2 separate regions of the Mus musculus genome follow, and region 2 is linked to region 1. The links are chromatin contacts, found by Hi-C or POLR2A ChIA-PET in ENCODE. All regions are on one chromosome and are shown on one strand. The core of a region is the stretch at or near the end of the contact, and the rest is flanking DNA. Distances in the headings are between cores, read along the strand shown.

The links. A loop is a pair of places that touch in the nucleus more often than their neighbours do. ChIA-PET counts read pairs that join two places held with the same protein, here RNA polymerase II (POLR2A).
Region 2: a loop to region 1 is called in a map of gastrocnemius, with 8 times the contacts of the local background. The contact joins the promoter of Mlf2 here to the promoter of Cops7a in region 1. A Hi-C loop is called at or near these places in 8 of 37 maps with a recorded cell type or tissue (T-helper 1 cell, gastrocnemius, heart and 1 more). POLR2A ChIA-PET finds 5 or more read pairs at or near these places in 4 of 5 experiments (Patski and embryonic stem cell).

Annotation. Positions count from the first base shown.
Region 1 is chr6:124,963,778-124,966,923 of GRCm38, forward strand. It overlaps Cops7a (COP9 signalosome subunit 7A), which reads right to left and starts at 1,735. Exons shown (of 8, transcript NM_001355542.2): 1 at 1,625-1,735; 2 at 947-1,151. The coding sequence starts at 1,108. It overlaps Gm23851 (a small nuclear RNA gene), which reads left to right and starts at 506; the gene lies at 506-610.
Region 2 is chr6:124,929,739-124,932,884 of GRCm38, forward strand. Mlf2 (myeloid leukemia factor 2) reads left to right here and starts at 1,650. Exons shown (of 9, transcript NM_001170341.1): 1 at 1,650-1,848; 2 at 2,361-2,438; 3 at 2,673-2,799; 4 at 3,039-3,074. The coding sequence starts at 2,389.

The sequences.
Region 1 (3,146 bases), core at 485-2,984:
AAATCGAAGCCAAGGCCTCACAAGTGCTAAGCAACTACTCTATCAGCAGTTAGATTCTCACCACCATTTTAAAGAGAAAACTGAGGGTTTTCTGATCCAGGTTTTCTGACTTATTTTGTTTTTAAGATAGGGTTTCTCTGTGTAGCCCTGGCTGTCCTGGAACTCAATCTGTAGACCAGGCTGACCTACAACTCAGAGATCCAACTCTTTCTACCTCCCAAATGTTAGTGACAGGATTATTAAGAGGTATCACTAGGCAGGCATGGTAGCACAAGTCTTTAATCCCAACACTCGAGAGGAAGAGGCAGAGGATCTCTGAGTTGAAGGCCAGCCTGGTCGACAGAGAGAGTTCCAGAACACAGTTATAGTACATAGAGAAACCCTGTCCTGAAAAAAAAAAAAAAAAAAAAACCAACACAAAAAGATATCATACTGGTGGACAAGCTGGAGTTTATCAGTGGTATTCTTAATGACTTGTTCTTTTGCTTCAAAATTAAAGATTTCTGCTTGCTTCAGCAACACATATACTAAAACTGGAACGATCCCGAGAAGATTAGCATGGCCCCTGAGCAAAGACGACACTCCAATTTGTAAAGCGTTCCATATTTTTAAATAACAAAAAAAATTATGCATGAGACATAGGCAGGGATTTCCCACACATTCAAGGCCACCTTAGACCATAGTTACTAGTTTAGGGCAGCCAGGACTACACAGTGAAATCCTGACTCAAAGTGTGGGTACAGAGGGAGGGAGCACTAAGTTTACAGACCCTTTATCTGTAAGATAATGAAGACCTTTATTTGATTGATTTATTTTTCCATGTTGAGAGCTAATTATCGGTACCCCGATCACCTGAGTGGTTACTGGGTACAAAAAACGAGCCCAGCACTCAAGAGTTAACTTTGGTCCCAACGTTCTTTGGGGACTACCCAGGCAAGCAACACACCTCTCTAACATTAGGCATATCCAGCAGTTCCCCAAACACGTAGACACCAGGGGCCTCCAGCACCTGGTGGATGAGTGTGGCCAGTGCCGCCCCCTTAGCCGACTTGGCAAGGAGCAGAAACTGCTCTTGGTTCTGCCCTGTCACCTTCACCTCCGCACTCATGGCTGCGCCGAGGTGCGGGGCTCTGGCCTCAAGATTTCTGGAGCTGCAAGGAAAGAGGAACGTGAAACTAAAGGTCCCTGGACCCTGCGAGGGTGGTCAGCTCGAAGGGACGGGAGCTGCACGCTCAAGAGGGACCCCGCCACATCCGCAGTGAGTAAGTGGGGTCCTGAGGTCTAAAAGGCAACTCGAGGGCTCCTCCAAGCCAGCCCCATCCTGGCTGCCACGCCCACCCGCTCCGTCATCCCGGGCCCAGTCCCAAGCCCCACCACGTGCACCCCATTGAGTTCCAAGACTGATGAACCAGGGAAGGGAGAGATAGCACATGGTGTCTACCGGACGACGACGAACCCCCACTTCGGGACGCGAGTCGTGCACGTGGCCGCCCCCACGTGACCTCACCTCCTCGCGCCTGACTCGCGGCTCCACCCCCTCCCTTAAAGAGGCAGCCCCGGGACCGGCCGGGGTCTGCGCCCAAGGCCAGGTCGTACCCCCGGACCGACTGCAACCGACGGCTACCTGGAAGCCTCGTCTCCCAGCGCACGGGGCGGGGCGGCCGCTCCGTCACCTCCGGCAGCGGCTCCCAAGCCTTTCCTGCCACCTCCCCGCAGGGCCGCTCTAGCCGCTCGCTTCTATGGCCAGCTTCCGGCCGTACTTCCGCTCTCGGGAGGCGGGTTCCGGGCGGCTCCGGCCTGCTTCCGTTTCCGGACCGCGGGAGGCGCGAGAGCGGCGCCCATCTTCCGCTCTGTCCGTGCATCTTTATGGGTGCGAGAGCGGTGAATGCAGGGTGCGGAGAGGACCTCGGCTCTGCGGAGGTCCGGGGGAGCGACCCTCCCGGGAGCTGCAGGACAAGGCAGGATGGCGGCCCCGAGTTCCTGCGGCGACGTGAGCGTTAGCGGAAGGCGAGAATTCGCAGAAAGAAAAAATAAGGGAGAAAGGAGAGAAACGAGGCTATAAATAGTCCAACAACTTATCCACTCTTTTTAAAGAGCAGAAGAAAAGTTTAAAGGGTAAGGGGGCAGGAAGTGGTAACACATGCCCCCACCCCACCCCCCGGCGTATTGGAGGTAGAGGTAGGGGAGAATCAGGAGTTCAAAACCAGCCTCAGCTCCATCGCAGATTCCAAGCCAGTTTGAGCAACATGAGAACCGGTCTCAATAAGAAAGAAAACAAACCCCCGAGTGATTAAGGGGGAAAAGGAAGTGTATTGGTTAGGCTTTTGAGGTTTTCTTCCCATAGAAGTTTCAGATCGCATGACCAGACTTTTGGCCATGGTTACTACAAATAAATATTGAGTCATTTTTTTAGTCTTTGGATCCCAAATTAGCAAGGAGAAAAGTGTGAGTGGAACCAAGGCAGATGAGGAAATTTAAAAGTTAAAGGATTCAGCCGGGCACTTGTAATCCCAGCATCCAGGAGGCTGAGGCAGGAGGATTGCTATATGTTGGGAGGTTATCCCGGGCTACAGTGTGAGAGACCCTATCTCCCAAATATCATGGTGGTACACACCTTTAATTAGGTGGATTTCTGAGTTGGATCATCCGCCACTAAATAGACCAGGTTTCAAAATGAAACAAAACAAAAATCCTTACAGAAACCATATAAGGAGGAAATTAAGGTAAAGCCAGGTTTACTGTTAGATGATTTGTAATCCTATCACTCAGTAGGCTGAGGCAGGAGAATTGGACCTTCAAGGGCTGAGTTCTGGAACTAACCTGTAGGACAAAGAAATATGGATAGGGTCCAAGTGCATACCTGTCTGATTCCGTCGCTTCCTTCGAGGGATGGTGGTGCATGCTTGTGGTCTAGCACTTGGGAGGCTAAGTCAGGAGTATCTTAGGCCCAAAGGCCATGTGAGCTGCATAGTTCCAGGCTGAGAGTGGGAGAGAGAGAAGAGTTAGAAAACAAGGCAATGAATGGGCTGGAGAGATGGCTCAGCAGTTTAGAACACTGGCTGCTCTTTCAGAGGTCCTGAGTTCAAATCCCAGCACCTACATGGTGGCTCAAAAATCATCTCTAATGAGAACTGGTGCCCCCTTCT
Region 2 (3,146 bases), core at 400-2,899, 34 kb before region 1:
ATCCTGGGTTGCTCTGGAATAGCAGCAAGCTTTATTTATTTATTTTTTAAATTTTATGCTTTTGGGTTTTTTGTTTGTTTGTTTTTAATTTTATGCTTTTGTTTTTCTTCTAGATAAGCTATGTAGCCCAAGTCAGCTTCTAACTCACAGAGATCATCCTTTTTCTGCCTCCCTCCCAGTGCCCCACCAACCAGCAGGCATGTTTAGCCACTGAGCTGGCTCTGCAGCTCTGAGGTACTCTGGATGGAATGTCAAAGTGCTTTTCTTTAGAGCAAGAAGAAAGGACAATTGTCGGGTGGGATACCAAGAGGCATTTAAAGAAGGTCTTATATATCAAATATCAATGAAAAACACATTTTCTCCTTTTTTTTTTTTTTTTTGGCTTCACTTTGCCAATCTGTCAGCTTACGTTAACTATATCACTGTTTCTTCTCTTAGCACTATTTTTTTCCCACTAGCAATGATCAAATCGAAAGAAGCTGAGAGTCTCTGCTCCCAATCTTTTCCTGAGTAACCACTGACCCTTTTCCCTCAGGGAGTTGGTTAGAATAAACCTTTCTCTTCAGATCAGGTTCCACACGGTACCAATGTGGCTGACAGCCAGAGTAAAGAACTTGGGACAGTTTTGAGTTTGGATCTCTGTGGGTCAAAGTCTACCCAATACAGTTCAAATCCTCTGACCCAAAGGGGAGGGCTCTTCTCTCCAGCTCAGCCAGATTTTGTGCAAGACAATTAGTATGTCAAAATACCAGTCTCTGGCTTTGGAGTCAGCCCTCTTGGGCTTACTTTTTAGCTCCACCCCTGGGTGATTCTGCTTAATTTAGCTCTCCACCCCTTTATTCTTCTAAACTTTAGTCCCTTGACCTATCTACCTGCTCAGAACAAAGAAAGTTTTAAAGACCTACGACCTAAAGGAACTGGACTATAGCTTAGTGGTAGGGCATGTGCTTGGTATGCCCAAGGTCCTGAGTTGGGTCCTGAGCACTAAAACCAAAACCAAAAAACGACAACAAAAAGCAAACAGACTTCAGAACTAACGCCTTTGCCCAGGCCAACCCTTCACAGACAGGTCCTGGAGTGGTCCAGAAGCCTAAGCCAACACCGAGTCCTAAGGAGCTAAGGATCCAGCCCGGCCCAGGATCGCCCTCTGGCGGCCAAACTCCCAACCTGGATTCCCTTCCCTGGTTGGCCTTTTCCAAGGCTTAACTAGACCTGAGCTAAATTGTCACCTCCTTCTCTGCGTCACTCGGAGGACACCGCCCGCCCGAGCGTCTCTCCAGAGGGACAGGCCCACGCGCTCCCCTGGTTAAGCGCCCCTCCTGCAGTGTGTTTAAAGGTCCCCGCAGGGATCCGCCCCACCGATCGCCCCCAGACAGCCCGCCTCTCCCCCCCCCCCCCCGCAAAAAAGGTGCGGCACACCCTGCCCCCACGTTGCGCTCAGCCGGTCCCTCCCGATTCCGCTCCGCCCCCCCCCACCTTTGCAGGAGCCTCTTCCTGTCCCCAGATCCCCGAGCCAGCTTAATGACACCTCCCACCCGCCCCAGAGGACCCGCCCTCCGGGGCTCCACGGCGCGCGCGCCGCCCTCCCTCCCAAGCAGGTGGGCGGAGCTCCCGCAGCCCGCCCCCGGGGCCGTCCGTCGTGACGTCACTTCCGTTCGGGCCTGACCGAAGATCGGCTTCTCGGGCCGAGGGCGGGGGTACGGAGGTGGCAGGCGAAGGCAGGAGGCGGTGCGGGAGGCGAGAAGCTGCCGCGCGGACCAATCCTTGCGTCCCGGGCCGCGACCCTGCTCCTGCAGCGCCCCGAGGAGAGGCCGGCCGGATGGGCCGCTGAGCCGGAGTCGGGGACCGGTGAGGCCAGGGCGCCGCGGCCCGCACGGCTGCAGGGATGCGATCCCGGGAGTGGACCTTCCTCTCCGGCTCGCCCGGCGGGAGGCACGGGCTGGGGCAGTGGCGGCCCGGATCGGTGGGCAGTGAGGCCTGCCCGGGGAGGCCTGGTAGCGCCCAGTGCCAGCAGAAGGCGGAGTAGTTGGGGGTCATTAATGGGGTGGCGGGCCGCCGTTCGAGATTCTCATCGAGTCTGGCGTCGGAGGAGGAGCTGACCGTGGCTCGGGGAAGAGAGGATGGCGGGCGGGGGTGGAGGGGCACCACTAAGAGGCTTGGGAAAAATTCCATGACCGGCTTGGAGAGCTGCTGGCTCTCAGGTCTCATAGGTTATATGGCTCACCTGGCGAAGGATCTTCCCTGGAGTTTGGAGGGGTCAGTGATAGTGTATGCAAGAGGCAGCCTTAAGAGTAGCAACACTGAGCTGGTGTGCATAAGCCTGGCCGCCTGCAGGAAACACAGCCTCCGTATCTTCACAGTGTGGAGCCCCCTGGAGCTGAGATCACGATGTTCCGCTTCATGAGGGACGTGGAGCCTGAGGATCCCATGTTCCTGATGTGAGAATTCCCTCCCCCTCGCGCCCTCAGCCCATTCGGATTCAGGTCTGAGCAGTTCAGGCAGACCTTTGAGTTGGTTCCCTTGGCTGGAACCAGTTAGAATTAGCTGGATACTCAGCTGCCGCTCTCAGAGGGAAGCCGGCATCCGTGCCACTGTGTACCCTGACTTCATTTCGGGGAGGTGAAGAAGGCTGGGGGTTAATCTGCCTTCTATAGTGTATGCTCACTCCGCAGGGACCCCTTCGCAATTCACCGTCAGCACATGAGCCGCATGTTGTCAGGCGGCTTTGGATATAGCCCCTTCCTGAGCATCACAGATGGTAACATGCCAGCAACCAGGCCTGCCAGCCGCAGGATGCAGGTAACAGTTGGAACATATCGAGACCTGGGGTGATTAGTTAAGTATGCTGCAGTTCTTGCCCTACAACCAGCTTTAAAGGGACATGACCTGCGTGGGAGGCAGACGAGTGGGGTCAGGAGTCTGGGAAAGGGGCTGTGTGACTCCTGTGGAAAGAAGGAAGGGGGGAACGGAGGCACTGACCTCCTTTGGTACATACAGTTGGTAGGGTGTAGTTCTAACTTCAGTTTCTCGTCTTGTAGGCTGGGGCTGTCTCTCCCTTCGGGATGTTGGGAATGGTGAGTCCCTGTCTTCTCTTCCTGTATCTCTTGCACAAGTGCATACACTCACGTGCGCGCGCGCACACACAC